Linked DNA regions of Mus musculus: all the other regions are linked to region 1. The links are chromatin loops, found by intact Hi-C in ENCODE. Cell type or tissue: left cerebral cortex. All regions are shown on one strand. Links, peaks and the distances in the headings refer to the core of each region. The heading gives the core; the rest is flanking DNA. Region 1 holds the start of Frmd4a (FERM domain containing 4A). Region 2 has its middle 40 kb from the start of Gm52545. Region 3 has its middle 28 kb from the start of Gm52545. Region 4 has its middle 4.4 kb from the start of Gm52545.

Region 1 (8,219 bases), core at 1,440-6,439:
AGTGAGAGGAATACAATAGATCACTTAAGGAAGTATGGTCCATGGATGCCTGGTAAAGATTCAAGCAGGTTTACAAAATTTGAAGTGACTTCATGTATTTTAGACACTCTCTGATAATTAATCTAAATATCCACAGAGTGATTGCACTTTTTTGACTTTTTAAAAATTGTTTACCATCTTACATCTATATTTTTAATGCAGTTCCAAAATTGCAATATGAGTTGAGGGGAAGAGTTATAGACAGCTCCCGTGCAGCAAGTTTCACTGCAGGGATTGAACCCTGATCATTCTGCACAAGCTCTCTCTACCACTAAGTTATATCCTCAGCCCCTTAGACAGTTTCCTTTAAAAGATCAGCCTCCCATCCTTTTAAGTATCCCTTTTATCAGAAAGACCATTCTTCTCAGAGGATATTCTTTAGAAAGTTATTTGATGCCACAAACCAGAAGCCATTCCCCCCCCCCCCTTTTTTTTAAAGTGACTTTAATTCACAAAATGATGCAATGTCTTTATGTCTTGGAGGCAGAATTAAGACAGGTCCAGACACATCAAAATGTACTGTCCCTGGGGATGTAGGTAATTGTGAACCAGAAGAGATATTAAAGACAGCAGTGTGGTGAGTATTCTTAAAAACTTCAATTAGCACATGAAATAGTTGTGAAGCTTTAAAAGTCAATGTCCACCTTTTCTAGAGAGGTTACTGTGGACCTGTGTTTTCTTTACTTCATAAACATTTAACAAAGCACAGCTGTAATGGAGTCTGGCCAATTATTCCATCCTCCTCCCACTCCACCCCTCTCCTCTTTCCTACCCTCTCTTTTCTGTTTACTCTCTTTTCTCCTCCCCCTTCCTGGTTTCACTTTCCTCCTGCACCTCCCCTCTCAGGTTCCCTACCTTTACTTCCTGTTGTCTCCCCTCTCCATACCAGTTCTTTCCTATCTCCCCTTCCCTTCTTCTGTCTTCCCCAACTCCTCTCTCCTCCTCTCCCGACACCCCTCCTTCTTCATCTTGCCCCCATTCTACAGTTGTCTCCTTGCATTCATAACAGCCAGGCTTGGCTGGATTTCCTTGCCTTCCCCCAGTTCTTGCTGAAAATTTCACAGTAGGAAGAGAGGAACCCCAAGAAACTGAAAACAGGAGGCTGCTGCCCTTGCCTCATTCACTGGATGCAATCAATACTCAGGAGACTGAGGAGAACAGAGGAGGTTGGAAGGTGAAGAATGGAATTGAAGAGAGACATTTACAAGCAACACAATGGCAACAAAGAATAGCATTATTTCTATTTGCCCTCCTAAGAGTCGAAATCCAATCAGCATCTTTCCCTTCTTTCTTTCCATCTTGCCTCTACAAGCATCATTTGCTGTGCTCCTGTATCCCATGCCCCAGCCATCACCTGCTAGGGGGACAGTCAAAAATACAACCAACAGCCTAATGACTTTCCTAGCTTGGTTTATAGCAGTGGCTCTCAACCTGTGGGTCTCAACCCCTTTGGGGGGTTGAATGACCCTTCACAGGGGTTACATACTAGATATCATGCATATCAGATGTTTATATTATGATTCATAAGAGGAGCAAAATTAGTTATGGAGTAGCAATGAAAATAATTTTATGGTTGGGGTCCCCACAACATGAAGGGTGGCAACTTTCATGTTGACTACTTTAAAGGGTGGCAACATTAGGAAGATCGAGAACCACTGGTTTATAGTATCCAAAAGGAAGCATGAACAGTGAGCCCAAGTATCTAGCCACAGGCCAGAGCTGTGTTTAAAACCTGGGTGGCTCACAATACACTGTTATTAGAGGAAGCCAGCTGTCACCCTGTCTGTTTCTAGGTATGTCAAGTGTGACCACCCACCCAGGAGACAGAGCAAGCTCAGGTGTCCTCCTGGAAATAGCCTTAATTTCAGCATGCCTGACCATTTTGCCCATTCTATTTGGCCCCTTCCAGTGAACCTCATGCATATTTATGTGCCAATTATGCAAATCCCAAGATGAAAATGCATTAAGCACCTATGATTTAGACTGGTTAAGTCTATTACATGGCACAATGAAATTACTGCATGATGTCCAGTTTATCTCAACACTTGCTTTAAATTGTCAGTTAGTTATTAAGTAACCATAACACACCAAAATTTTGCTGAAGGAAGTGTCCTTTGTCTGCCCAACCATGATACTAGGAAATCAGACATTTCGAGCTAAATCCTCATCAACATGAAAAAACATTCCAGAGTAGACTTAATAGGGCATAGTGTGATCAAAGTTTAAGAAAGGCAAGAGATCACCAGTATTGTCAGACTCTGGCAAATTAAAATCGCTGGCTCATTTCAACAACACACAACTCAGCAATTCAGAGACTGAAGATGAGGCTCAGGAGTGGGATTTTGTTCTTGATCCTTATGCAGTCAGGTCTCATTCCCTGAGCTGGCAGGACTTATTGTAGGTTACCAAATTCAAATGTACGCTGAAATTTCAAATAGGGAGATATCAATTTCCAGAGTCAGAAATAAAAGAGATTAAAAAGGAAATCACAGAAGCAATTCAAGCACAGGGGCAAATCCCTTGTAACCTGGCAACGGAAGGGTCAGAACCAGAGTCCATTTGGTGTGTAGTAATATCAGGTTTGAACTTTGGAAGGACCTGAGCCTCTAATCTCAATGTGTACTAGATGACGTGATGGTCAAAGAACCAACCATGATGAGAACTCAGCCAGTAAACATAGTACATGCGCAATCTGACCCACAGATGTCCATTTCTCCTGGATACTTTAGCATGCCATTTTAATGGGCCCATTGCTTGATTTGTGGAGTGTCTGGGTATATCTCATTTCCATAGGGAACTCCCCTTGAAGTCCGTGCGAGTTGGACTTGTATGGGGTTATATGCTCAGATTGCTAGACATAGTCAGCCTCAGCAAGAACCGCTAGGAGAGTACAGTTTGTCTGCAGCAGTGATTTCAGGAGCTGGCCAAATGAACAGATTCCACAGCCATTCCACCAAGCATTCGGATCTCAGCTTGTCAATAAAGAGAGAGAAGCCAACTGCATTTGCCATTTTCTCTGCAGCTGTGAAAACTGTATGCTCTCTGCCTGCTACCTCCAGAGAAGAACATTTGGAAGACACTGCCTGCAAGCAACCTGACATCACCTGGGGAGGAGAGAACAACAGGCCACCACACAGGTCTCCAAGGAGATCTCTCAGCTAGCCAGCCAAGGGGCTGGAATCAGAAGCTTTGTAGCAACTGTCACTGGGGCTGTCCTTCTAATGAAGGGTGATTATCAAAGGACGGGTGAACCCAGCAGAATGTCCACCCCCACATGCTGTGGTGCTTTCATGCATGTCCCAACATTCCAATGTTGTCTCAAAGTGTCACAGTCATGCCCCTTAACTAGAAGGGGCAGACAACAATAACAACAACAAACAAAAACAAAACAACAAGAAAACAACCAAGACCACTTCCTTGACAAAAGGCTCTATTTGTTTTTTAACCCTAGCTGAACATCAAAGAAACGAGTTAAATAAAAGCCTGATCCTATTGATTTCACCACTGTTATATGTTTAAAGAGCTATTTGCCTCCTAAATTTTAAAATTAATCAATTAAGAAAAATAATATTGCTAGCGTTATTTAAAACTTTCAGCCTCTGTTCAAAGTTATGCATGAATTCAGTAGCCCTTTCTTCATCTGAGCTTTCCTTGGGAAAGTCCATGTACAAGGCAGTCCTTTTCAAGTAAAAAGCAAACTCCAACCAAGGAGAAAAATGTCCACGAGGTTGGGATCAGTCTCCTGGAGCTTTTTTCTATAGGCTTCCGGAACAAGTTCAAGGTGTGTTTGATTAGCGCTGCCCTGAAATCTCTTGTTCAGGTCGGCGAGTTTTCTGAGAACAAAACGCTCTCCAGAATGCATTAACCTACTTTCAATAGAGAGGCTTCCCCATCCTCCGCTCTGAACCGGAGGAGGAGCCCAGAGGATGTTCCAGTGAAAGCTGGGCATGCTCTTTGCCTTAAAAGCGGGACTCATCCTGCGAAACATCAGCGCAGCCAGAGAAATCCGTACTTCCTGCAAGCACACCAACAGCTGGAGGGCAGCTCCGGTCCCAAAGCAAGAATGATTGGAAATCCTGCTAAAATATGGCTGTCTAATCAACCGAGAGGCAAACTCATTTACTAAGATTCCCATTGTCCACGCTGACAGATGGCCCCCCGCCCCCTTCCCCTTTTCACTGATTGTAGTAGCTCTGCCTTGGAGGCAAAGCTATTCTTTGAGAGGTCCAGTTGCATTCGCCAGCCTAGTTCCGAAACGAGACAAAAGCTAGTATAATCTTCCTTTTCAGTGAGCCTTCCCTAAACCACCAAGGAGCGCGCAAAGAAACCAGGGTTTAGTCCCCCTTACCTTGGTTCTCATCGGAGATAGGAGCCCTTCCATTTTGGCGGAATCCTCATGCCAGTTTCTCTTCTCTGCAAGTTACTCTGTCTGTGTTGCAGTCCTTAAGCATCCCACATGAAAAGAGCCATGCCTGGAGCCTCCAGTGGCTCCCCTCTCGCGGGTGGCGCCTCTGCACCGCGAGCAGTCTAACTTGAATTCTTGGTGCCTGAGGTGCCCGAGAAAGGATGTACGGGGAGAAGTCTGCTCCACTCCTCGCCCTCTTCCCCCTCTTTCTTCTCTCCGGTGCTCTCTCCTCCCTCTCTCTCCTCCCTCTCTCTTTCCATAATCTGCCTACAGCTCTCAGTGTACCGTGCTCACTTGACAAATGATCTCTGTCTTAGGTATTGTATTTGAGCCAAGAAAAGTGGTCTGAACAAACTACAGGGCAGCTCACCCAAAACAGAAGAGGCAAACAGAACTGCTGCTGCCTGGCGCTCCCAGCCTCTCGGCTTCACTAGGCAGCGTGCTCTCTCAGGAGTGAGAGAGTAGATCCATCCATCTATTCGTCTTTCATTAGAAAGGGGGATCCTGAATGGAATCAGTTGACACCATTATTCAGATGGTTTTCTGGTCCATATGCAGAAAGCAGAAAAAAAAATCGTGTCACTTACATATTTCAAAATAACCATTTGTTAAACCCAGTGTAGACACAACATCTGGACAGGGAACTGGAATTTTTGATGTTTGATCAGATGTTTGGACACACCTTCTCCAGAAAACTTTCAAAATCAAATGTATGGATTCTATTCCAGAGAGGCTGAGCATTAAACAGTGTGTGTGTGTGTGTGTGTGTTATTTGGGAGCTATGTATGTGTGGGTATGTGCTATAAGGAGTTGTGTGTGTGTATGTGTATGTGCATAATGTGGGTAGTATGTATGTATAGTATGTTTGATTTGTAATGGGGGTTCCTTGCGTATGTGTGTTATGAGGACTTGTGTGTAAGTGTAGCGTGTGTGGATGGTGTGTGTAGTGTAGTGTGTATATAGTATGTATGGCATAATGGAGATTATGTGTACATGCCTGTCTGTGTATATATGTATAAATGGGTGTCTATGGCATAATGGGGGATTTTGTGTGCATGTGGTGTTTGTGTGTATGTTTGTGCATATGTATGTGTGTGTGTATTATACTGCCAAAACTAGGTATCTCATTTAGTATTGCCAGCAACTTGGAAAAAGCAGACAATGGAAGAAACATACCAAAGAGGAGTGTAATGGAATGAACTGGAATGGAATGAACCTGAACAGATGTACTTCCTTCAGCTTGAAGGGTTATCTGTGTGGTAAGAATTCAAAACCTGCCCCTCCATGAATGAGTGTGTCACCATACCTAAGAACACCCATGTCTTTGCAAGAGCTTGAGGGCATATTCATACATACATTTGATGCACACAGCAGACGTGAGCTGACCTATGGCATTTACACCTACCGCCATCTGTCTCTTGTCCCTGGAATGGGACCTGTCCCTCTTTTTACCTGCTTCTCTTATACCCGACTCCCAACACAGCTCCAAGATGAAGCTGCAGGTGGACCTTCTTACTCAGTCTTCCTTCACTACACCCTCAACCATGTATTAATCCACTTTTCCTCCACTAGTTCTCAAAACCATGGGCTAAGGAACTCTCTCGACTCCTGACTGACCTCTCCGCCTGCACTGGAGTTCTCTATGCTCAATGCATCTCCATTCAACTTTATGTATCAGGCTGAAATTACATTCTCCCTGAGCCAAGTGCTCATCTCATTGTCCAGACTCTCACCATACCAGCAAATCATCCAGATACACGGAGAATAAGCCCATGTCCTGATATAAAAGATTCCTGTCACCTTGGGGTGGCTTCCAGACCGTATTCCCTTCACAACTATCTTAGTTGGTCTTATTCAGTATCCAAGTATTTGGAGTCTCCTACAATTTTTTTTTCAGTCATTCATCAAATAGCTACAATGCACCTGCTGTCTGCTGGGTCAGACCCCTTCAAGTTCCTAAGGACACAGTGGGAACAGTGTAGCCTAAGGCCTGGTCCACAACCTTGTGGCGGATGCAACACCCCCCCCCCCCCGTCCCCCGTCCCCGTGACCTCACTCTGTGCCCATGACACTGGCACAGTGATTATGTATGCGATGTGCTCGTGTGACCTCCTCTTGACTTCAAGGGCTGCTGCCTGTGAGACATTTCTCCTTCCCGGACATTCACTGTCAGCTCTCTCTCAGGAGACTTAAAGTGGCTTGTCTCCAAAGAATTCTGTTCCCTCATCTCCATCCCTCATTCTACTCCGCTCTCCTCTCCATACCTATCCTCTACGTGTCCACGGGCCTTACTTTGGGGGTGTCATGGGAGAAGCTCGATCTCCATTATTCAAGGAAGAGCCCGGTGCTCACCCCCTACCTCCCTTCCTGTCTGGCAGACCTTCCTGTCTTCCCTGTGGAGATGCTCTCACTCACTCTGTGTGCCACACAGACTTTCACTGTGTTGGCTTCTCTGTGACTACAACAAGCTACATCCATGACTTGCTTCTAGGCCCTAGATGGATGCTCTAGAACATTTTGCTTTGTTTCACACCTGTCCTGATCCCAGAACCCCTCACCACCACTTGCAGACATACACAGTGTTTGCTCCTTGACCTTTTAGCCGGGGCACAACTGCTCCCTGTTACTCTGCCTCTCTCCAAGTGTTCCTAAGTGGGTAGGACACAGCAGAACTGTGTCAGGGCTTACAAAAAAAGTTACACTGATCCTGTTTTGGGCTGCTTGGTGTCTGACAGACTCCAAGCATGGGTTTTTGGAACCAGAACAGCCCACCAAAGCCAGAGGAAGGGATTCTGGGAAGGAATTTTGAAGATCCTATATATAGCACCTCCAAGAGGGGCATAACTCTTGGGGTTGCTTATGTTCAACTTCTCAAACTCGAAGTTCCTGGAACTTGGGGTTGTTTGCCATGTGTCTTTCCCACTCTTTCATAGGTGTATGTGTGCATGTTGTGAGAAGGCAAGAGGCTGATGTTGTGTCTTCCTCTGTCCTTCCCCACCTTAATTTTTGAGACAGGTTCTCGCAGATAACCTCGAGCTCATTTGTCAGGCTACTTGGTTGGCCAGCAAGCCCAGGCAGCCTCTAACTCTGGACTTGCAATCTCACCCACGGGTCCCTGGAGTTCTTACATTTTTTCTATGGGTATTAAGGACTTGGGTTCTCATGCTACACAGAGAGCATTTAGTCATGGAGATATTTCCTTAGCTTCCACTTTGCATGTTTTCCCTGTGGTCTGTGAGGTTGCAGAGAATGAATATGGAACCCAGGAATGTAAAGGACCTGAAACAGTAAAGCAGAGCTTGACCTAGCACTGCTGCTGAGGCCCCTACTTCCGATGGTGACCATGAAACACTGTGCCAGGCACCGTACTGAGTGTCTCCCAACATTAGTTTATCTACTTCTCACACTCTGCCCTCTTAAGGGAGGTATTCTTCTCAGTCTTGCTTTGAGGATGTTTTAGCTAAGTCACACACCCCACCTAACAGAACTGAGTTTAGCCCAGTGAGGCGAATCCTGGTGCATGGTTTCCATCCCATCAAAAGAATCTTCTGTTCCAGTCTAAGGCATCCAACATGCTAAAAACATATTTACTTTCTGTTCTTTAGTAGTGCGAGGTTATGAAGGTAAGCATGAGAAAATATTATTTTAGAGTGATGCATTAATATTCAGTACCTCAACCAGTTATCTATTCATGAAACCAATATTCATTGGCAATTTACTACAAGCCAGAGTACTTCTCAAGAGAAAGGTCTCCCCTCTCTATAAGAGACAGTTA
Region 2 (8,219 bases), core at 1,305-6,304, 82 kb after region 1:
CAAGCACCAAAAGTCATTGTGGTGTCTCATTGATGCCTTTCCCTTCCTCAATTTTATACTTCCTCCCTCTCCTTCCTCTCTTCCTTTCTCCCTCTCTCTTTCCCTTTTCCTTCCCTGGTGGTTCAGGGGATCAAACCCTATCCATCTCCTAGAGGGAAAAGGAAAAGGAAAAGAAGCAAAAGCGGCTTTGAGTTCTGAGGGGAGAGCTGTCTCCAGGTCCTGCTAAGCACACGCCTGACGCTTGGAATTTCTGCAGCCGTTAAGCAAATCCTAGTTCAGTGATTGCTTTTTTTTTTTTTCTCACCAGTGGCCTGGAAATAATTAAACAATGCTATTATGGTATGTGCTCAGGGTCAATCTTGCTATAAAACTGATTATCAGACTGCCCCCATCCAGGTAGCCCTGAACTGAAGATGACCTGACCACCTATAGCCCTAACACCACCTCTTCCCTTCCGGTGACTCAAATCAAAGCTGCCACCTGTGTCACAGAGCAAACTGTCAGAGAAGCAGCACCCCTCTTGTGCCATTGCCCTTCCAAACAGTAGGAAGTCGCACTGCAACCCCATCCCACTGTGACTTGGCACACTTCAGCCCTCAGTGTCCTGAAAAAGGCATCACTTAGTCAAGAGGTCCTGAGCTCTAAAATGGCAGCCTAGTTAATAATAACTGCTACCCTAGTTCATCTCTGCCAGTACTTGGGTGTGAGACCTTAAGTAACTTATACAGATGCGTCCTCTTCATCTGCAACCTGACAGTTACAAGCAGGGGCTACTTATGTGGTTCCTAACATCAACATAGAGTAAGTAAAGGTATTTTAATACTCTAGCATTTTTGAGAATATTTTATCAAATGAGATTCACAAGCACACACACACACACACACCTGTCACAGCTCTCAAAGTGGTTGATAACCAACCAGAGACCACTGTGAAGAAGAAAGAAACACTGTTTTCCCCGCCATACCCTCATGCTTCTTTGCTTTCCCCATTTCCTTGCTCTCAGCTTCCCTCAGCCTCTAACTGCGCATGAGCATGCTTGCTTATGTGTGGTGTGCTTATGTCTGTGCCCGTGCATATGGAAGCCAGAAGATGCCCATGAGTGTCAATCCTCAGGCTCCATCTACCTCAGGTTTTTTGAGACGGGAACTCTGACTAGCTTAGGAATCCTCAAGTAAGCTAGGCTGGCCAGCAAACTCCAGGATCCTTGACAGCAATAGAATTCCAAGTCCATGTCACTGTGCCTGACTTTTTAAAATGGGTTCTTAGGAGCCAAACTCAGGTCCTTTTGCTTATGTTTTACCAACTGAGCAAACTCCTCTACCACTTCATCCCCTCCATCCCCTGTACCCCTTCCTTCCCCTCCAGCCCTTCCATCTCTCTTTAGCTTCCTTGTACCCACTTCCTCTTCCTTAATTCAATTGCAACATTCGAGGATTAATCCTTGATTCATAAGTATGAAGAGTCTGGGAGACAGTTAATGCTTAGGTGTCAAAGCACAAAGTGTAGACCATATCATATGCCCGTCTGTGTCTTTCTCCAAATTTCTATGTGAAAACTGGGTTGACATATAGCTTTCCATGGCCTTGCCTGATAATCTCTTCTCTTGGCTCCAAACACTAACTCTGGGACAGGGCTGCCACCCATATTCTCTGAATCCGGTTTCTTTAAAATACTAATTTGGGTTAGAGAGATGGCTCCACGTGGAAGAGCAATTGCTGTGCAGGCACGAGGACCCGAGCTTGGATCCTATCAGCCATGTGAAAAGCCCATAACCTGTGTTGTGAAGGGCAGAAGATGGAGGATCAGGCAGACATCCAGATGGAATGGCAGACTCCTCCTCAGAGGAATGTGGGAGAGGGTAGTAGAGCAGGATACCCAATGCTGTCCACTGCCATTCTCATGGATATGAGCCTGTGTGTGTGTGTGTGTGTGTGTGCACACATACAATATATGCAGAATATATATTTATGATGCTGTTATATGTGACACTAAAAATTCAGTGCTTATGGCTAAATAGCTCAGCCTGTAAAAGGGCTTGCCACCAAGCTTAACAACCTGACCTTGATACCCAAGACCCACACGATAGAAGGTGAGAATGTTTCCAGACATTGGCGTCTGACCTCCACATAGACATGCAGCATAGAACATGTGTTCCCATGCAAAAACATAAATGAACAAATGAAAATTTAAAGCATACAGCTTTATGTAAAAAAAAAAAAAAAATGGTTCCGAGCTTGGGGTGAGGTGCATGGTTGTTGAGGACAGTGGAGAGCAGCAAGGCAGAGGCAGGAGCTGACTGCCCTTGCTTGGCCACATTGCCTTCAACCCAGTCTCCACACCCAGATTCTAGCCAAAGCACAGAACTTAAAGGCACACAAAGGCTTCTTGGATGGTGAGGAGCTGGGGGAATTTGAAATGAGAATCTTTGCAGACTCATTTGAAGAGTTTGTGGTGAGTTCAGGGATGGAGAAAAATTACAGGCATAGCATCATAGAGCTCTAGGTGGCTTTGAGGGGACGGGGTGTTCAGGAGATGGTACCAGCTGATTAGAGCCTTGGGTGAGCCCTACATTGCAATGAGAAGGCCTTCCTGTCTTAGCAGAACCATTTCTTTCACAAATAAATCAAACAAGGATGCATACTGAATTCATCAGAGACGTTGGGAGGTCAAGCCATTAAACCAGCACAGTGCTGCTCCCATTCCGTCCATCAGAGCAGGCGCGGGGGTGGGGAGGGGGTGTAAACAGACCAGCACAGCTGTTCCTCAAGCTTTGCATCTTTGTGATCCGAGCTTGGAAATGTGTTTCACAACAGTGGGGCCATGGAAGGGACCTCTTGTGCTACTTCTCGGTGGTGGCATCAACGGAGACAGAGATGTAAGTTCAGGTTTGACTTGACTCTAGAAAGCAAGAAACTAATGTCTACCCTCAGGAGATGGCATAACATTCTGATGATGCATGCCAGTCCTATACCAAGCTGTTGCTGCTAGGAAGCTCCCCAAATTCCGTCCTTTGTTGCATGAACTGATTATTTTTAAAAACAGGTGCATCCATTTCATGTGCTTTGGAATATTAAAGCTATTCATTGTACATCACCTTCACCCACCATCAGGAGGTTAGCTGAGTCCACAGTTGCCTCGGGCTTTCTTGGACATGGTCGTCCCCCCCCCCCCCGCCCCATGAACAGCTACTTGTTGGTTCAGGAAGATGCCTAATGGGGTGTTTGTTACCCACAGTAGGATCCCAGATTCAGAGATTCCTGTAGCCTGCTCCATTGTCAGTAAGGGCAACTGAGAGGAAGGCATTTGGGGTGTGCAGATGCTGGGGAGCCCACATTCAGTGGTTCTCAAAGAAAGCAATGGGCTGAAGAAGTACTGCGCCCTTCCCTCCTATGAGCAGGCACTGTGCTAACCACGGAGAGCAGTGGCATTAATTACACGTCTCCTTGCTAAGACTCACTCCCAGAGTGTCAAGGAAAACTAATGAGCACAATCATAGCATCGCTCAAGAACGTCTTACCTGCCAAGCGCTTTACAAGATTAGCTCATTAATCCACTCTGTCCTCCTGTGAAGCTGGTAATTATTACTATGCCCAGTTCAAAGATGGAGCAAGTGAGCCGAGATGAAGCAACTGCCCAGAATCCCTGGGCACATCCCAGCCCTTCCCACTCTGCAGAACAGAGCACAGCCACTGCACTGTATAATTCTGCCATTCCTTTGATTGCAGCTTCCCATGGATACCAGAGCCCCTGAAGCAGGGAGGAAATGAGCAGGCTGAAGATTCCAAGTCATCACTGATTAATTTCCCTCTGAAATAATCATTACTTTTTAAAGTCCATGTGTTATAAATTATGTATAACTGGACCATAGTTCGTGACCTACTTATCCAAAACAGTAAATTAATTCAATCAGAGGGTATTTAACAATTACCTTGCATATTTCAAAGATCATACCATGTACTCGTATCAATGTACTATTAAAAATTATGTGGTTTCACTTTTAATTTGTTATAATGCTATTTTCACCTGAATATCAGGAATCCCTAGAGAGCATTTAAACAAATACTGCAATTCCATATTCCTGTTCACTTCATTTTTCTTTCATCTGACACATGAAGTAACTCACAAAGCAACTGATCATTTATTACTGAGATCCATCTATCTGTCCAATCTGAGTGCTGGAAGACAAGTTTGTCCCTTGCAGCCCGTGAACGTTTTCAGCAGCCACTGTCTGTGACCACTGGGACGAGTAGCCTTTCACCCTTTGTACCTGAAGCCGAGCAGGCATTCCTTAGTGGAATGTCACTTTGAACCTCAGAGGTAAAATAACCTAACCATGCATGGTACAACTTTGGGTGAGATTTTAGAAGTTAAGCTAGCTTCAAATGTCATTTTTCTAGGAACGAGAAAATAGATCATCTGGTGAAATGCTTTCACTGCAAGCATGCAGAGCTGAGGTCAGTCTCCAGAACCCCCATCTTTAAAAGGCTAGGCACGGGGCTGATCTGATGGGTTAGTAGAAGGTGAAGGTGCTTACTATCAATCCTGAAGACCCAAGTTTGACTCCTGAAACCAACATGGTGGAAGGAGAGAACTAACTTCCACACATTGCCTTCTGACCTCCACATGTGCATGTGTGTAAATGCACACATGGGGTAGAAAATTCTTTTAATGGTAGCATATAATTGTAATCCCTGTACTAGGCGGGCAAGCTCACTGGCCAGGCAGTCTAGCTGCTTTGGGAAGTTCCAGACCTGTGAGAAACCTGTCTCAAAATACAAGTAAGATGATGCCTAATGTTGCCTCTTGGTTTCCACATGTATGTGCACATGCATCCATGCACACATGCACCAGTACCCATACACACACACACACACATACACACACACACATACACACATACACACACACACATTCACACATACACACACAGATATACACATACACACACACATACACACGCACATACACACACATATACACACACATACACACACACTCACACACACATACACACATGTATATACACACTCACACTCACACACATACACTCTCACACATACACACACATACACACACAAACACACATACACACACACTCACACACAAACACACACACACTCACACACACTCACACACAAAGAAAATTTAATTTTGTAATAAACTCAGTAAGATTAGGGTGTGGCGTAGCTCAAGTGTAGGAATTTTCAAGTGCCTATCATGTAGTGGTCTTTTAGCTGCCCCACCCTATTGGAGACCTTACTAAAGGTCAGAGGTAGTGCACGTTCAATCTGTGAAGTCATGTCCCTGATTTGATATCCACAGGAGATCTCAGGGAGACTCAGAGAAAGATCTGAAGCTTCCAGACTGAAGGCGCTGACTGACATTGGCACTGATGTCTTGGATGTCAAGTGTAGATGTCAAGTTTATGAACAGAAGAAACGGTATGTGCACATTCTGGGAAAGACGTCAGCCCCATAAAGGATGTCAATCTAGGTTTGCTTTATGGGACTGGGTGGCTGATCCTGACCTCATGCATTCCTAACTCATTGTGGTGCAGCACACAAGCACTTGATAAAGAACTCAGAACTGAATCAGTCTTTGGGTGAGGCATTTAATGTCTCCAGGTCATCAATGTCTTCACCTCTAAAACAGATCAAAAGCAGTAGTTCTTTCTGAGCTGTTGGTAAGAACCAGAAGAACTAATCCACATGAAAATCTTTATATCCCTGACACATAGTTTCATATAATAAGAACCCTGCCATGCCTTGATTTTAGAGTTTCAAAGGGTAGCATAATTATAACAAAATGTGTTCATTTTTATTATCATGGTTATTTTAAACCCTCTTATTCAGTGCTCTTAGTTTTAAAAAGTACCCAATTAAGTTGAGTAATGTGTTATCTTTGGCTGTATGCAAGAAAGTTTTTGCTTGGTTTGGTTTTTTTACCCTTGACGTATCTATAGATATTTGTCAAATACCCTGGGATTTGTGCTATACTGAGAACCCATTACTTCTAGAATAATTTGTGTATATGTATGTATGTGTGTGTGTGATGTGCACACATAAGTCTGTTGCATGGATGTGTCAATGTAGGTATATGCACATGTCAGTTGTAAGGTATCTTCCTTAATTACTATCTAGTAGGGTTTCTCATTGAACCTGGAACTCACAGATTTGGATTTGGTCTGGATGTCTCAAGGGACTACATAGTGGCAGCATATGTGTGGCTTATTTACTTGAGTTCTGGGTATCTGAACTTATGCACTCATGATTTACAATGGACCTTATATCATAAAGTCACTAAGAGTGATCAAGTGTCGCCCAGCACAGTGGCAGCAGCTTGGGGCTGGGGAGAGGAATGTATAGAAGTAGATGCTAATGTACTCAAACATACATACCTATACAGACAAACCAGGAACTTAGCCAGAAGCCTCACCTGCCATCTACAGCAAAGGAGTCAAATCTTGGAAGAAAAGGAACTTAAACAACCATAAAATTGTTATACGTATCTGGAGATAGTCAGTGGAACTTGTTGTTGAGTTTGGGTGTTTCAGTCTTGACAAATGGACATGCTGGACCAGTGAATTCTTTGTCTAGGAGAGTTTGGTTAGGATTTGTGGTGTGTATGTGTGTGTGTCTGAGTGTCTGTCTGTGTATCTGTGTGAGTTTGTGTGTATACATGTGCATGTATGTGTGTGTTTCTTGTGGAGGAAAGCCCATATTGTTCTTCAGATACCATCTACCTTTGACACAAGGTTTCTTGATGCCTGTCTATCATCCCAATGATGAGATCACAGGAATGTATCTCTGTAGTTGTCTTTTAGTGTGTGTGTGTGTGTGTGTGTGTGTGTGTGATGGGGGGGTGGTCCTAGAGATCAGACACAGGTCCTGATGCTTGCAGGGTAATACTTTTGCCAACTGAGCCATCTCCCCTGCCTTGCTGAGAGATGCTTAGTGATATCTTTGATCTTTGTTGACTAGAGGTCAATAGCAATCACTCCTGTGAATTCTGATGACCCCACATCTCTCCAGATAACAAAAAAATGTTCCTGGTTGGGGGAAGAAGAGTGGATAAAATAGTCCCCAGCTGAGAGTCACTGTTTATCCCTCAAGGGCTTTTCCCCAAAGTCAGAAATAATTTGGAAAGGTGCCTGAAGATTATTAGTAATCGTTTTTGGTAAAATAGAATTGAAATACCAAATGAAAGAATCTTATTTCTGTTTCATTTGATGCTAGGAGCTCATGAAGTGTGCTATGCTCTGCATGTGTGCTAATCCTCAGAAAAGCATAAAGCAGAAAAATTTGTGTGAAAACGCTTCTCCAGAGATTAATGATATAAATCCAATATATTCATGAAAGAAAAAATAAATGAAGCTGGAAAAATTCATATTTTCAAACTTCAGAGTACACATTCATTTAACCACCTTAATTTTTCCTAACAGTGAAGAGACTTCAAGAAATCGAATTGCAAATATAGTCAAAAGTTAATTACACTATTATAAATTATATCCTTTTATCACTCTCTGGGGAATACCAGGAATCTGAGGGTAAGTCGATGTGTATAAAATGCATTTTGTAGTTAATATGTGATTGATATCATCAAGGAAGTGCGCACATGAGTTCTCACGCTGGGTCAGGGATATAAACAGGAACAAAGTTTTGTCTTTGGAATTCCTAGGAAGAGTTGAGTTGGAGCCTTGCTAGGGCTGCATAATGACGAGACCTTTCTATTTCAGTGCCTGGGGCAGGCAGACAGATGTAGTTAGCAGAACAAAAGCACACAATGATACTGCCACCAATTGGAACTCTAAAAATAAAATCCATGGCTGAACTGAGAAAGAGGAGTTAATTCGAGGTCCAAGAACCTGACATATTAAAAATGAATTTTAGTGATTTATTCCTAATTAATTATTTAATTAAGGACTTTTTCTGCATATGTATACTTATGTTATATGTTCCTTTGTGTGTTGGTACATGTGCCTGCACATATGTGTGAAGGCTCAAAGTTTATATCCAGTGTCTTCCTTAACTTTGATTCACTTTATTTGCTGAATAAATAAATAATTTTTTTAAAAAAATTTATGTCTGTGGCTGAACCTGGAATTTACCAGTTCCAGCTAGTCTAGTTAACCAGTTTGCCCTAGGGATCCCCAGTCTTTACCAAGTGCTGAGGTTACAGGCTGCTGCCACTCTTGCCTGGTTTTACCCTGGCTGTGGGGA
Region 3 (8,219 bases), core at 1,076-6,075, 93 kb after region 1:
AAAGTTCATGGGCCTGAAGGTTATGACTATGTCATAGAGAAACTATGATGGTCCAGGAATTCAATAAATACCTTGGGTTGGGCATAGTGGCACATGCCTTTAATGCCAGCACTCGGGCAGCAAGGGGGTTGGGGGGAGTTAGATACTGTTGAGTTCAGGCCGGCCTGGTCTTCACAGTGAGTTCCAGGACAGCCAGAGCTACATAGTAAGACCGTCTCAAAAAACAAACAAACCCCAAACAAACAAACAAACAAACAAAACCCCTTTGAGCTCTTACTAGCTTTGAAAGTCATAAGAAACATGCAGGTTTCAGGAGGAGAATTTAGAGGTCTGTCCTCTGTCTCTCTGCTGGTTATGACTGACAACATTTCATAAAGATAGACTGTCAGGGTGATATGCAGGAATCAGTTTTACAGATCAAAACTGTAAGCACTCTGAGGTACAGACAAACAGGTCACACAGTAGCGTTTACACTTCATATATGGCTTGGAATTCCATGGCTCACTCTCCCTTCCACTCCATTATTTTGCCTTAAATTCCATGGTTCACTCTGAGGAGCAGAGAGGCTGTGGAAGACTCAAAAGCTTGGAAAAGGGAGAAGGAAAGGCATGGTCAGTACTTTGAAAGGCTGCTGCATTGCCAGCATGGTGTGATTTCAGTGAACCAGGCCAGGGAACTGGAAACTGGAAACTGGGATCCCTAACGTCTTTTTCTATGGTTGGAAAGACAGGTTTTAAACCTCAACCAAGGAGGACTTGGAGACAGGAAGGGCCAAAGAGTCTCACACTTTATAAACATAAGAATTAATACATTTGTGTCAACGGGATACTGTCCAGCTCAACTCTATGCTAAGTAGCACCTACAGCCTCTACAGATCAGCCAGGCAGGCAGGTCAAGGCACACCAGTGCTGTTCTTAGGGGCTACTGGATACTTCCTCTCCCAGGCCCCTCTTGGGAGAACTATTTTGGGTTTCCATGTGAATCCCGAATCAGGTCTTATCTCTGCTCCTGGACTTAGAAGTGGAATTTTAATTTTCAGATTAACATTGCTTCTTTTTCAGTGTCTCAGAACATTCTAGAAGGTCTGCTCTAGGAGGTCTTTGGTTAAGTTTCCTCCTGTCCTAGTCAAACCTTCAAAACTCGGGTACTAACTCTAACTCCTGGCTCATGCCAGTCTCTTCCATCCTGTCTCCACAAGGTCATCTAGTTCCTCCTGAGTGCCTGGCATCTCAGTTCCTCCAAATCAAGACTGATAGTATCAATCCACTTGAAATAGCTAGAGGAGTATTTCCATGGTACAGAAATGTATTGGGGTGTAAAAAGCTCTCTCTCTCTCTCTCTCTCTCTCTCTCTCTGTCTGTCTCTCTCTCCTCTCTCTTTTATTTATGTTTGTTCTTAGTTTTATTTTTTGAGAAATGGCTTTTCTGTATAACATTGACAATCTTAGAACTTCTTCTGCAGACCAGGATGAATCACATCACAGAGATCCACCTGCCTCTGCCTCCCAAGAGCTGGGATTAAAGGTGTGTATCACCACTGCTGGACAAGTTAAAAGCATTCCTACTGTGGTTTTTAACCTGACTGTTCACACACTGTGTGGATTTCCATAAACGGCCATGTGATTGGTGTCCTATTAGTCATTTCTTGTCACTGTGACTGAATGCATGACAAAAGGTGGCATAATGAGAGATGAGTTATTTGGGCTCAGGGTTTGTGATGGTAGATCACAGCAATGCAGTGAACATGACTTTTCACAAGAAGGTATGGCTCTGTGGACCAAAAACTAGAAAGCTTGGGCCAGAGCTGGAACTAGGGCTAGACTATACTGGGACAAGCCTGTTACCACTCTACCCCCTTAGTGACCTACTTCCTATATCTAAATCCTACCTCCTAAGGGTTTCACAGTTTCTCAAAATACCACCACCGGCTGGAGACCAAGTGTTCAAACACAAGGGCCTGTGGGGGCCTCTGAAACTATAACATAACAGCAACCATTTGAATAAGTCCCTGCAAATACATCAGACAGTACAAACAAAGGGAGTGAAGGAAGGGTGAACGAAGTATTCCCAAGAGCAGAGAATAAGGTCATGCTACATTTCTGTTGACATTGTTAAAACAGTTTTGGTTTATTTTGAAGTTCAGGCTTTATTCTATGCAGAGCAGACCACAATACAATGAGCCAATGGGTAAATGCAAATATCTATGAATTTGGGTACAATTAATTTTTCCATCAGGAGTCCACTTCTGGTCTTACTATATTGCCATTCTTGTTATTATTATTGTTATAATTTTTATGGTTCTGGGAGTCTCTATCACTGCGCTAGCTCCCCAGCCCCATTCCTGGTCTTTAAAACTGTAGAAGAACAGAGGAGATGAAGAGACCTAGTTCTTATCTTGACTCTGTTGTGTCTGACATTGGCCAAATCACAGGACTTATAGGGGTATTTTTTCCCCTGATGAAGAACAGTATTATGTTTGGTTAGTGTGTAAGGACTCTAGGCTCTAAAGTGCAAGCTAAAGTTGCCGAGTTTCTTGAAGATCAGCTTTAGCTTACTGGACATCCCAGGGCCCTGAGAGTTCTGGAGACCCACAGACAAACAAGGGAGAAGCTAATGTGACCAGTTTGACAATCAGTCCAAGTCGTGATTCACTTTGGACACTTCCTTTAAGGAGCCTCCCCTGAGACCTCCACAAAAGCCACTTGGCACAAACCCTGCCACCCAGTATTTGCTTTCCAGTGGCTTCTTGGGAAAGCTATTGAGAGGGAGGGCTCTCTTTAGAATCTCTTAATGAGGAGGCCCTAGTTGTGAGGGCTTTCAATGCAGGAACTCGGTGCCCCCTTTTCAGAGTACAATTTCACCCCTTTGGCCCTCTGCCTCTGGCTTCTGTTCCTGCTCTGGAAAGTTCAAAGAGGGATAAAATTATACAGGAAAAGCCTGGCCTCAGTGCCATAAACACTCATCCCTGAGACCAAAGGAAAAGGCCAGAAAGAGACTACAGAGGGCCTTGCTTTCTGGCTACCACCTGCCTCTCTGAAGTGTTAATTCTTGACCCTCCTGATGTGAGCAGCACGAAGCTGTTGTCATGTTCTGTCCTGAAGCTCGCACCTCCATGTCGGGGCTCAGTAAGCATGTAGCTAAGTGACATTGTCAAGAGAAGCCATCCTGGTTGTCAGGAAGGGATGGAGGATGCTTTGGACTTCACGTGCCCCTTGCCCAACCCTCAAGTCTATATTGAAATCTTATTTCCCAAGACTATTGTGTTGGAATATGGGGTCTTTGGATTATGACCCTAAAAAAGAGGTCACCAGAGAGCTTCCCTGACTCTTCCATCATGTGAGGAAGTGAGCACCAACCAGAACATCCAATGATTTGCTTTTGTACATAACAATTTCTAGAATGATGAGAAATAGCCACACTATTTAAGGTGTCCCATTTGTCGCACTTTGCTACAGCCACCTGTGACCTTAATCTTGATGGCCAACTTGTGAGAACTGAGAGATGTCTATAATTAGTAAGACACTCTTCTGGGTGTGTCTGTGGAGGCTTCTGCAGAGAAGAATGGTGTGTGAGAGAGGAGCTAAGAACACAGTGGCCTGCCTTTACTGTGGGCAGCATGGCCCACTGGGTCGGAGACCTGAGTTAAATGCAGGTGGGGAAGGAGAAAGCCAGTTGGTGCACACAAGCCCCACCCTTGCCACATAAATGCAGGTACTGTTGCTGCCACTGTGGCCTATGGTGTGGATACAGAGCATTCCAGCTGCTCATCCTGGCTCATAGCAATGGATCCAGACAGCATCCAGATGTTCTGTTTTTGATTATGGCTGCATCATTGTAATTCCTTGTTTGAGGCATACAGCTTTTTAGAACAATTCAAATCCCCATCTCTACCTCTCCAGCTTATAGACAGCTATTGCTGCTTATCTGGGAGAGATGGAGAATGCCTTGGACTGAGTGTGTGCTTTTCCAAACTCAGTTCATGCATTGAAATGCTAACTCCCAATTGCATGAGCCAAGGTTACAAATCTCCTCATTTGGAGTCTGTTGCTTATGTTCTTCCAGATAACCATGGTGAATATTTAGCCAGACACCCTTATGCAAGGAAGTCAGCTTCTGAGAGAGAGGAGGAGAAGACAGACAGACAGACAGATACACTCAGAAATAGAGAAACACAGAGAGAAGAGACAGAGAGGAGAAACCCCACAGCAAATGAGGACAAGGAGGTAAGCCCTTCCCCCACCTTCTTTACCTTCTCCCTCATATGCCCCTTGGCCTTTTCTCTCTGGTGTCAAGAGTCTGAAGATGCTCACATAGCCTCTTAAGCTCACTGCCTGCTTAGACAGGGGCCCTAAGTCTATCGAGACCCAGAGATATGGGAGCTAAGGAATCCCCTGCCTGCCTCCTCAAGGTTCCATTCTCCCAGTGACCTGAGCTCCCTCTACCACCAGTGTGCTTTAGTTATGAGTACAGCAGCTGAAGGTCAGACACTGTGACTTGCTTTTTTCCTTTTTTAAATTGTCCTCAATTGCTCTGGTCCACAGTTAGCAACGGCTGACCTGGCCTGGAGACCCAGCTTCCAGAAGTGGGGCTCCTTATAATGTTTAGCACTCTTTCTCTGGCATCCTGCACTTGCAAAACATCGGGGCTCTGAGTTTCAAGTCCTCTCAAAGGCAGGGATTGGCCATGTTGGGTTCTAATTCTTAGGTCGCTTGGGAACTAAACCTAAGGAGTGCCCTTCACTTAAACCTGCCTTTGTGGGAATGTAACAGGTGACCATTGTATTGGCTATGTTTCTCACTAATGTGGCAAAATGCCTGACAGAGAGAGACAATTAAGACAGGAAGGATTTGTTCTGGCTTGAGGCTTAAGGGGGATACAGTCCATCATGGTGGGGAAGAAAAGATGGCTGAGAGTGTGTGATCAGAAAGCAGAGAACTTGGCAGGAACCAGACCTGGATCAAGCCTTTGACATTCAAGATCCACCGTACCAAAGCCTTACTGCTAGGTTCCTAGGTTCCGTAGCCTCTCCAAACAGCACAACCAGCTGAGGACCAACATTTCAAACACATAAGCCAATAGGAGACACTTAACTTTCAAGGCAAACCCAACAAACTCCAGGAACCCACTTGTCTGCTAGTGATGGCCTTGTATTATAAGTGCATCCTGCCACCGTGTGTGTGTGTGTGTGTGTGTGTGAGTGTGTGAGTGTGAGTAGTGTATGAGTGTGTGTGTCAGAGCATGTGTGTATATGTGTGTATGGGTGTGTGTGTATGAGTGTGTGAGTGTGTGAGTGTGTGTTTCTGAGTATGTGTGTGTATGTGCACATGTGTATGTCTGAATATGTGTGTATGTATGTGTGTGAGTACGTGTGTTTGTGTGTGTGAGTGTGTCTAAGTATGTGCATTTGTGTGTGTGTGTGTTTGTGTTTGTGTGTGTGTGTGTGTGTGTGAGTGTATGTGTGTGTGTATGTGATGTTTTGGAAATCAAACTGAAGTCCTTGTGTTTAGTAACTATTTCACCAACTAAGCCATCTACCCCACTCCACACTGCTAGAAGCCTATCTCTAATTATCATTTCTTAGAATACACAAGGTTAGCCTTTCCTTTATTTTTCCTTTGAACTGAAGCAAAATCCCATGGGTTCAGTGGAGCTACAGCTGTGGTTGCTCTGGCTGGAGGTTGAATGGGATCTTGAATTTTGCAGTTGATCATGTAAAGCAGGCAGCACGGCCTTCCCTCCTAGAGCTCGCTCTGGTCTAATGAAGCAATCAATTTCTTCTTGTCTGACAAATGTTACAAAGAAACCAGAGCTGGGACAGCAGGCCTATAATCTTTTTACCTTTTTCTTTTTAATCTTGTATTTTTAGGAAGAAACATATGGGTTTCTTCCTCCTATCTCACGGTGACTTCAGGTCTGTCCTTCCTCTTCTGTGTGGTGCTTGGTTTCCTTGTTCATCGATGGAGGAAATCACAGCCATTTCTTTTCTCCAAGGCAGCTAACTGAGGCAGAGACAATTTCAGGGTGTTCTAACCACTTAGCTTAGAAACCACTGCAGTGACCTTGCTCACACTGATCCATAGGTGTTCAGAGAGTGTGGAGCACACTCAACCCAAGTTATATTGTCTCAGTCTATGTTGTGCTGCTATAACAGAATCACACAGACTGGCTTCTTTATGAAGATATCCAGGGCTGGTGAGATGGCTGAGATGGAAGGTACCTGTCATGCAAGCATAAGCATCTGGTTTGCATCTCCAAAGCTTATATAGAGGAGCATCTCTTAATTATCCCACTTTAAAGAAACTGAAGGTCAAAAACTTATTAAAGATGCCATTGTCTTCTAGTCCAGCTCAGTCCTATGTCCATAACCACTATGCACCATGTCCATCCTACCCATGTCAAATGTATTGAATGGGTCCAAACTGAGATCCACAGAATGAAGACTGTTCGCTCTCACCTGAGCAGTCAGTGGGAGAATAAGTTAATCTCCCCTGTGCTCTTTCTTTCTGATCGATCCCACACCTGTCCATCATACACGGATGGATGTGATGGTGGTTATGGCAAAGAGCAATTGTGTAATCTAACTTGAGTAGCATTCAGCAGGGCAGTACAGGCTGGGGATGGATGGTTCAGGGTATCAGGAAGGAAGACAAGGACAGGGAGGTAGCAAGCCACCCTCCTGGAACTTCAGCTTGGTAGAAAAGCATCAAAGTGATTCCCCCTCCTGTGAATGTGGCTTTTTGTCACTCTGACCTTAGCTGTACACACTATGAAATTCCTCCTCACTCAGCCCCACGAAAGGTAAAAGCATCACACCACTGATTTGTATATAAACATTTGCAACCATCAGTTTGTGAAAATCAAGCACCACTGTCAAGTCCAAACAGATCTCACTGACTCAACAGCTCATGGGTTTTGCTCTGGAATCTATTCAACCCATTCTCATTTCCTGTCCAACCACACATTGTTCCTACAGAAGTCTTTCAAAGCGCTGAGGTATACGGATTCGAAGGGACACTAGGGAGGCAAATTTTGGCAAAAGCTCATGGGCAACTCTCATTGTTCATTTGAGAACAATTGAGTTACAAATTTTTTTATATGCTGAGGCCCTAGCTCCCCCACCTCACCACATAGCCTTTAAAGAGGTGATGGAGGTGACAAGGTAAAGTGAGGGTACAGAATGGGTTCTAATCCAATCTGACAGATTTCAATTAAAGAGGAAGAAAACAGATCCGAGGGGACTGTATAGGGAGGTCCTTCTGAAGACCGTGCAGGAGGATAGCTTTCAGTAAGACAAGGACAGGGCTTAGAAGACTATCAACCCTGTTGCCACTGTGATCTCAGACTCTTATTCTCCAGGGAAGGGACACGTGAATTTAGATTTAGCCTGTTGTGCTTTATTATGACAGGATAGCAAATGAATACAATTTCGGCAAAATGTAGCTGCATAAAATTTGTCTCTTTCTGTAACAATCATTAGCAGAGAAGCAGTCAGAAGTTTCTCTGCTTCACTTCCCAGATTAAACTCTGTGCCAATTAAATATCTACAGACCATTGCCATCTACCCAACCCATCATGCAATCCAACTGCCCTGCTCTGAGCCTCTATAAGCTATTCTGGTTTGATTCTGACCTTGGTGAATTGTCACAGATAGGGGACACAGAGCAAAAATATAATTAGAGGAACTGTGTATGAGGCCATCCACAAGAGTCTGAAAGTTTGCTTCTCAAGTTATTGGGAATTGGTCTAAATGTGTTTAAACTTTTGATATTGTGAAATGACATTATCATCTTCAAGTATACATAAGGAGCTGTATATAACCAGGCTGCAAAAACTTGCCCCAAATCATAATTTTTTAAGCAAACTAATGAGTTTATGTCAGGTCACATCACATCAAAATCATGCTTGGTGGCCTACAGCCCCTGGCCATGGGTTGAACTTGGTTATCAGATGGCTTCAGATGAAGCTTACTGCCTACTTAGATAAAACTCTCTTGCTGGCAGACAAGATTAACCAGCAACCGTGACTCATCCATCCTTCTAGAAGCTCCCCAGGCAAGTCCTCCAATAAAATGAGTAATTGTCTCTGCTCAAGCCATAGAGAACCTGTAGATTAAATAAAGATGGGAGAGGCAGCGAAGGAATCAATTCTAACATGGTCCTGGCACAGCTTTGAGGAGAGTGTCTTTCTTTCCTAGTCCCAAGGCTAGCTGATGAACCACAC
Region 4 (8,219 bases), core at 1,787-6,786, 120 kb after region 1:
TGTCTGAACCTCTGCTGAGGCCGAGTACTGTGGTGGAAGAAGAACACCACTGCTTATTTCATGGTAGCCAGGAAAAGGAAGAGAGACAGATAGGGAGACAGAGGCACACCTTATACAGCCAAGCCCCACTTGCTAACAGCCCATCCAGCCATGAACTGATTATTACACATCGTCACCAAATCAGCAGTCAATAATGTGGTACAACTAGCTGGGGACCAAGCCCTTATTACAGAAGCTTCTGGAAAGGACACTTTCTATCTAATCCATAAAACTTTCCTCTTTAAAATGTTTGGGGTCCTAGCATTGGAGGTGGTGCTAATGGGCAGCCAGTGAATTCAACTGTGTTGGGCTGCATCAGCAGACACCAGGACATCTATTATACCTGAGATAAGGGAATTTAAGACTTACAAATGAGAAGTGGAGGGATCAGAATTCCAATAGCTTTTTCCTTCTCTGATCCCAATTAACCTCTAGCCCTTATAGCCATCATTCAACTTTTTCTCTCTCTCTTAATTTTATTATCAGATACACCTTATGTAAGTAGAATTGTATAATATTTATATTTTTGTGAGTGGCTCATTTCACATAGCATAATGTCCTTAAGGTTTGTCCATATTTTGGCATATGTCAGATCTATCCTTTTCATAGGAAATATTCCATTGCATGCACGTGACACAGGTTTATACACGCACCAGTGATGGGAGCCTAGGCAGTTTCCATCTTCTGCCTGTTGTTGGAATGCTGTTAGAAAAATGCCCAGGAAGCTCCTAAGATCTGCTCCCAATCTCCATCGCAGAATTGTTGGATATTACAAGGATTTTATTTTTAAACTTTTTGTGGATGTTGTGGATTGGTTTGGTTTTTGGTTTTTAGGACTTGACATGCTTTCTTCCTTTGCAGCTATGCTGTTTTATATTCTCCCCATCCAGGCACAGCAGCCTTATCTTTCCCACACAGTCTCCACTCCCTTGCTGTTCACTGTAGACTTTTGCTCCATGAGCATTTCCATCACTGGAGGGTCACTGTGTCCATCTGGCTTTGACTGCTTAGCATCTCGCTAAGGATTATGACCTTAGGGGATGTCATTTGGTAAAATGTATGGTTTCATTCTTGGCATCTATAGGTAGCATATTTTTATCTCATAAGGTGCAACCTCATTTCCCATTCTCTCATGCTGTTACCTATGTGCCATTCTGGGTGTTCACTGAAGGAATGGTTGACCAAGCTCAGAGTGGATGCATCTGCTCACTGGGACAGTGAGAAAAGACCGCTGGGTCCCTTCCCAACTGTGCTGTTGACTGAGAGTTTCTCTGTCTGAGAACTCTGTTGTCTACCAGAAGAGCTATCTTTCCTCACAAGCACACCACAAATAGAAAGAATATGTTCCTGAGAATAAATTCTCCAATGGCTGCTCTCACCCAGGGGCAAAGGGATACTGGTGTATCAATACTTGGGCCTGTCAAGGACCAGCCTTGGCTTAGAGAGTTATTAAACAAATGACTTGAGGTCAAATCATGGGTCCAAGCTGATGGTGACCTATTTCTGCTTGAGACAGCTTTCCAGACTCTCTCTCTCTCTCTCTCTCTCTCTCTCTCTCTCTCTCTCTCTCTCTCTCCTGCTTGAGACAGTTCTCCAAGCAGTTCTCTCTTGGTATTCTAAAAATTTCTCTGGATAGCTCATCTCTTGCAGATCATAAGCCCAGTCTTTTATTTTGCATATCAATCCAGTCATTTGCTCCAGGTTTCTTTTTGATTATCCTATCAATCACCATCCCATGACCCCAGCCCTTTCATTCTTAGGAGACAGCAAACATAGTTCTTTTTTTAACATTGCAAAAGAACTCAGATATCTGCTTGCCACTGTTAAGCACAGAGGATAAGCTAGCTGGGTAGGGCCTCGCCCCTGCCTCTGCTGTGCTCTGAGTTAACTTCTTCATCTTCCTGCATGGCTTTGATGGTAAATGAAGGAAATGCTTAAGCAACCATGAATATTAAGAACTATAGACAAGGGCCTTCTGTACAATGTGCTGTGTATTTTCTACATGGAAAAGGGCTAAAGAAGTTTGGTCTAGCATTTAAGCCACAGTTCAAACCAGGCTGCTATAGGAAACTGTACTTGCTATAAGAAAAGATGGAGAGAAGAGCTTGTGACTAAGCAAACACCCAGGGAGGCTCTGCCTGAGGAGTAGTGTTCATGTTTCTCACCTTACATTCATCCAGCTCTTGAAAAATGTGACATGATTCAACCACCAACCAAAAGCTACAGCTTATTTCATATATCTGAAACTCTCAGCCTGTAGAAATGTGTATGTGCTGAGGAGGGGGTTGGGATATGAAGGAAAGGGGGATCCTGAGAAAATGATTGAGAATTTAGGAAATTCATAACTATATAAAGATATTTGTTTTGGGTTTTAAGAAGATTCTAATCCCTATCTGACACAGGGTCCAAGAAAATGGAAACCACTTGAAACAGAGTGTTGCTTGAGGGAAGATGTTTTTACTCTTCTCTGTCACCAGTACACACTGCTAATCGACAAACATTGGTTTGAACATTGAAGGGGAAAACCACTTCCCAGTCATCTGAAGCTCAGGCTTTTAAACAAAGGAGGACTCTTCACTGGAGTTCATTTCTAACCCTCAGCTACAGTTAAATGCAACCATTTTGGAAGAGCCTTTCAAAGTCTATTGATGGTCAAATTGCACTATTGATTTGTACAAACTGCAGACTCTGAGCCTCCCATTCAAATCCCCTTTAGCTGGTCTTGAATGGCTGTGTTTTCTTTTATTCTTGGTGTCTGACTTTTCATACTTCTCTTTGCTACATTGTGTTTTTTGTTTATTTTTTGCATTCCACTGTCACCAGGAACATGATAAATATCAGAAAGCTCCTAATTTGAGCCCAAGGATAAGTCAGAAATAATATTCAAGGGTGAAGTCAACATATCATAATGGAACAGAAACTTGCAGGGTGATCTACCAGCCAATCAGGAGGAGGGTCCTCGGTGGGAATACACTCTCCAGAAATAAGCTTAAAAAAGAATGCACAGATACATAATCTCTGTTGTGTCTTATAGACACCCCAGAAACAAGGCTTTACATTGACCTGAAGGAAGAGCCCCCTCTCTCCCACTGAACACCGCTCCAATTTGCTAACCACAAGAGAAAACTAGAGAGAAAACCAAGAAGTAGTCCTTTTGCAAGGTGATAACTTGAAAGACAGGCAGTCAGCTGTACTAGGGACTTTCAGAAATAAGGAGTGGGGATTGGGAAGCCTCCATCAACAGTGTTGTCTAACACCATCCGTTGGCGTCCCCAGCGAGCTCTAGAGAAATGCCAGGGGACTGGTCTCAACAGGACTGGTGATACAGGCACACCGAAGGATATGGCTGCTTGTGTTTTCAGTCGCAGTACTCCCTCACAGAGTCCGAACTCCAGTTTCCCATCTCCTGCCCTGCTGTCCTTTCTTCCTCTCTATTGGATTCATTATGATTCTGTTGTTGGAAGTAGCGGGCCAGCATTCACTGGCCAAGAATCCAAGGCACATTGGCTACATTTTCTCCTTGCCAAATGGACAACCTCTGATTCAAAGAATGAAGAAACCCCCACATTTTCAGCCCTTTGAAGCTGTTGTTCAGACAAAAGAGGGCTCCATCTCATTTCTATTCCTTCAGCTACAGTTAAATGTAGCCATTTTTGAAGGGCTAGTGATGGCCAAATTGCACAATTGATTGATACCAACCGCAAACTCAGAACCTCATCCAAATCCCTTTAATTGGTCTTCAATGATACTCCTTTTTAAAATTATTTGGGCAGGAAAGGAAAGAAATGTGCCAAAGACAACTTACACAAAGAAAATTAACACCCTGTCTTTGTTCCATTTTCTCTGGCACAGATACGGACTTCCAAGTTATTATTTTTTTTTCTCCTTGAGGAGAAGTTGTAAGAATGTGAACAGCAGTTGGGACTTTTCTTGTTCAGTTACCATAATTAGAAAAATAGACTAAAATTATGCAGAAGCAGATTGAGGGGGAAAGACAGCCTGGCTTTCATATGAAATAGTGAATTCTTTTTTTAAATTCAAAGATGCTTCTCCCTCCGTATATGTCTTTCATCTCAGAGCAGTTCGTGCACTGCTTTTAAGTCTCAGGTTTAACAGCTACTGCCTCCTTCAAAGAACTGGAGGCATTGATTGGAAGTGTGTCCACGCCATTGTGGCTGTTTACTAAGAGGGTGTTCTGGAGCTGCAGATATGGCTCAGTCAGTAAACCACTTGCCATGAGTCCATTAGAACCTGATTGTGACATGTCCCCCTGGAACCCATGGTGCTATATCAAGTCTATGGCCACAATCACAGCTCTGTGGAAGTGGAGATTGGAAGAGCCATGTGGCCTGCTAGCTAGTCAGCCTATTTGAATCAGTAAGGTCCAGGTTCAGGGTGAGATTGTGTCAGACTTTAAAGTAAAGAACAACTGAAGAAGATACTAACTGGTGTTAACCTTGGGCCTCCACATGTAACACACACACACACACACACACACACACACACACACACACACACAAACACAAACACATACAAACACATACACACACACACAAACACACACCACACACACACACACACACACACACATACACACACATACACACACACACACACACACACACACACACACACACACACACACACACACGTGTTCACAGGTATACAAATGGGGCCTATGAGCTCTGATACCCAGCCTCCTACTAAAATGAAAGACTACACAAAGACAAAAGGGAATTTATTGTGCTCTGGTTTTCATACATGTTCCTTCTACTCTTCTCAACACTGTAACCTGGGCTCTAATACCCCCTCGAGAGAGGTCCAATACTTAATTATCCTGGTTCCCCTGTCATCCAAGAGCTCCTCTTTGAATCTCCATAGCATTTCTGCCCATCTCTCATTGGTTTCTCATTACTTGTCCTTGTCCTTTCTTCTTTATGCTCTCAGCCAGCCCACATTGAAGGTCCCTGGATGGAATACTGTCTTGGACAGTGCTCTGCTCCCCTTTGGTACTCAGTACGAGACTGGGTACAATGAGTAATACATAGATTTTCCTTTCTTGTCCTTACATATCTCTAAGCCTGAGTTCTACCAGCAGTGTTCCTCTCTACCAATCACTACAAGTACAGCCCTCTGTGGCCACAGACCTGGGAACCTGCACACTCATCCCCTTGTTGGATGACTCCCACCATGACCCAAGTCTTCCTTCAAACAATGCTTGTTGGGCAGACAGCCTTGATAACCTCTGGGAACTCAATATATTTAGGTAAATTCACAAAGCTTTAACCATAAGGACCATATTACACGCGGGTGACACTAAAATGTCAATTGTAACTCCTGTTGCTGTGCGCATGTGACCAGATCTGAGCCAGTTTGGTTCTGCAGGAATATCCTGAACACAGTACAGACCATCTTTCATTGGATGCCCTCATCAGTAGGCTGTAATGGCTCCTGGTCACCTCCTGTTACTCATCCCAAGCAGGGTCTTTTGTTCCATGGTCCCACTGTTCCCTCCCATAGGTACACAATCTCATCCACTCTCCCTCCAGCCTATATACTACTCAACCTCATTTGCTCCTCCTTTCTTTCTTCCTGCCTTTCTTTTTCTTGTGCCCCAGCCCAAGCCAACACCCATCTGTCTCCTAAGCATCTCTGACAGCCGCTCTTATGAAAAACAATCTCTCCCTTCTTTGTCTTTCCAAGTGTGGATAGTTAAATTATACAGCAGAACACTTGTTCCCCTTCCTCTGGCATATCACCACTTGGTTTTAAATGTTGATTTCTCAACCTAGATTGTAAGGTCCCTGACAACAGAGATGGTGCCTTATAGTCTTTTTTTTTATGGGTCCATGGGTTAAATGTCAATCAGTTCTTGATGTCTTTACAGTGGGAGATACAAGATAGTTTTGTGGCAGTTTATGTTAAAATGCACGTGATATTTGAAAAGTGTGAAAGTAAAAAGAGTGAGGAAGCGTTCTGGGGAGAGGAATGAAATTTGGGTGTAATTCTTGGGATATAAAATTAAAAGGCCATCTGCCTTTGAGATGCGGCAGATGTGCAATTGATATTCTCAGCTCATTTGCCACTTGAATTTTGTAGACATTTAATGCTGTAATTGTTTATACAGTAAGATTATAAATACCCTTTAGAGACTACCTTACTTCTTACACTCCATCTCCCTGCAACCAGCCCCTATGAACTGGATCTTACTGAACTCAAGCTTCCGAAGTTGAAATGAGAGAGAGAGAGAGAGAGAGAGAGAGAGAGAGAGAGAGAGAGAGAGAATGATTGGCAGGGTGCCATTGAAGTAATTGTATAATATTTATAAAAATGTGAGGAGATATTGTCTTGATCTATCCTTCCCCACCTAGAATTTTGTGCCATGCCATGTGCCAGCCACTTGCACAAAGATGCCTGCACGTGTACGAGCATCACCGTAGAGTAGTTTGTAATGGTAATGTATTAAACTAGCCTAAGTACCCATCAGTGAGGGACTATTAAATATATTATGAGTCATCCAAGTAACAAAACCTGTACAGCCTTTGTAAAGAATGTGATTGAGCTGTAGGGAGTGACAAGGAAAGAGATCACATATGCCCAGGGAGTCTCTGGAAGGATACAAGAAACTAAAACCTGGCATGGGGGGTAAGCTCATTTTTATTATGTTTTTATTTATATTTAAGAACATTTTAGCCATAAAGGTGTTTTCATTTATAAACCTAAAAAAAAAAGGAACTTTCAAGTAATGATATTCACACTTCATGATTTAGACTGCACATGTGTATGCTGGATATCTACATAAAGTTTCAAAATCTTTCTGATATTACTTTTTGTGTATATGACCATAATTAAAAATACTCATTTTTAAATCATGGCTTGCTCTTTATTTCCTCATCACATTCTAACTATTCTGTTATGCTGGTATCTGGACAGTGGACATGCCTGTGGTGAAGTCTGCAGCAGTAAGAGATTAAGATAGTCTAAGCTTCATACTCTTTACAGGACCAACTTTCACAGAATAATGACTATATTTGAGTATTCTGGGCTTTCTCTGGGAGAAGCAAATGTCCTGAATGAAGAATAAAAAGTGTCTCTCTCGTCTGTCCTATTTATTTGCATTCCTACTATGCCTGCATTTACCCAGAGATTGTGGTCTTGGTTGTCTACACAGTAGTCATTAGCATGCTTCCTCTTTGCAATGAGACTAGACTGATGGCTGACTTCTTGCCTTATTTCCATGAAAGCTGCAGAGGAGGTTTTTAGAATCCTTGGCTTCAGACAACAGAACCTACTCTAATTAGCTTAAACAGAAAGGCACATATGATAAGGTACTAGAAAGACAAGAATATAAGAGTAAAGATCTGGGGAGTCAACTCAGTGGGTAAAATGCTTTCCACATAATCACAAGGACATGAGTTTGGATCCCCAGCATCTACATGAAAAGCTAGGCAAAGCTGGCACACACCTGTAGCCCTAACATTGGGGTTTGAGACAGGTAAATACCAGGGATGGCTGGCCAGTCAGTCTAGCCAAAATAAGCAAGATCCAGGTTTAGTGAGAGATCCCCATCTCAAAATCTAAAGTGGAGAAGAGGTGGAGGAAGGAACTAGTAGTAACCTCTGTCTTCTCTATATATATCATTATTAGCAATAGATATAATAGCCATAAGTACCATGTGTATACACACACACACACACACACACACACACACACACACACACACACACGATGTCTGTGGATATTTACTTCTGCTGAAACTCTTTGTATACCCTATCACCTGGTCTGTACCATGGAGTTCTAATAGAATCTCTTCCAAGGCATCTTCATTCACATGAAAAATGTTCTGAGCATGTGCTATATATGTAGGCATTCAACTAAGTGCTGAACCAAGATAAATGGTGAAGGAGTCATAGTCCTTGTTCTTAATAAATTCATTACCCATACACTAACCTCCTTTTCTCCATGTAGTTCTTCTACATGGGCTGTTCTTTCAACCACAGACACCACAGGCTGTCTACACTGATACCACTTTCTGCTTTCAAATCTGATTGTTGGAATGAGCCCATTTCTACCACAACAGCAGACACTGGCACAGCTAAGCTAAGCATGGTCATTCCACCCCTCTCAGTACAAAATGAAGACAACTGCTTGTCAGAAAGTTTGTCTCTTCCAAAAAATCA

What was found. Peaks named below come from ENCODE experiments on the same cell type or tissue, not always from the same donor. Only the 100,000 strongest peaks of a DNase experiment are listed, where the experiment ranks them.
Region 2: it touches region 1 in a loop (5-fold over the local background); 2 of 42 quality-filtered maps call a loop at or near these places.
Region 3: it touches region 1 in a loop (2.6-fold over the local background); 3 of 42 quality-filtered maps call a loop at or near these places.
Region 4: it touches region 1 in a loop (2.8-fold over the local background); 3 of 42 quality-filtered maps call a loop at or near these places.

The regions. Positions count from the first base shown.
Region 1 is chr2:4,149,279-4,157,497 of GRCm38, reverse strand. It overlaps Frmd4a (FERM domain containing 4A), which reads right to left and starts at 4,635. Exons shown (of 23, transcript NM_172475.3): 1 at 4,388-4,635. The coding sequence starts at 4,420. In left cerebral cortex, for the core only: no CTCF peak of the experiment used is centred there; DNase peaks (open chromatin) are centred at 3,031, 3,970 and 4,541; H3K4me3 peaks cover 2,222 bases; H3K27ac peaks cover 1,833 bases.
Region 2 is chr2:4,067,356-4,075,574 of GRCm38, reverse strand. It overlaps a transcript of Frmd4a not described here. Among named protein-coding and RNA genes, the nearest start is that of Gm52545, 40 kb to the right of the region's middle. In left cerebral cortex, for the core only: no CTCF peak of the experiment used is centred there; DNase peaks (open chromatin) are centred at 2,713 and 3,540; H3K27ac peaks cover 1,123 bases.
Region 3 is chr2:4,055,426-4,063,644 of GRCm38, reverse strand. It overlaps a transcript of Frmd4a not described here. Among named protein-coding and RNA genes, the nearest start is that of Gm52545, 28 kb to the right of the region's middle. In left cerebral cortex, for the core only: no CTCF peak of the experiment used is centred there; DNase peaks (open chromatin) are centred at 1,840, 2,801 and 3,966; H3K27ac peaks cover 2,572 bases.
Region 4 is chr2:4,032,196-4,040,414 of GRCm38, reverse strand. It overlaps a transcript of Frmd4a not described here. Among named protein-coding and RNA genes, the nearest start is that of Gm52545, 4.4 kb to the right of the region's middle. In left cerebral cortex, for the core only: no CTCF peak of the experiment used is centred there; DNase peaks (open chromatin) are centred at 2,179, 3,615 and 4,026; H3K27ac peaks cover 1,261 bases.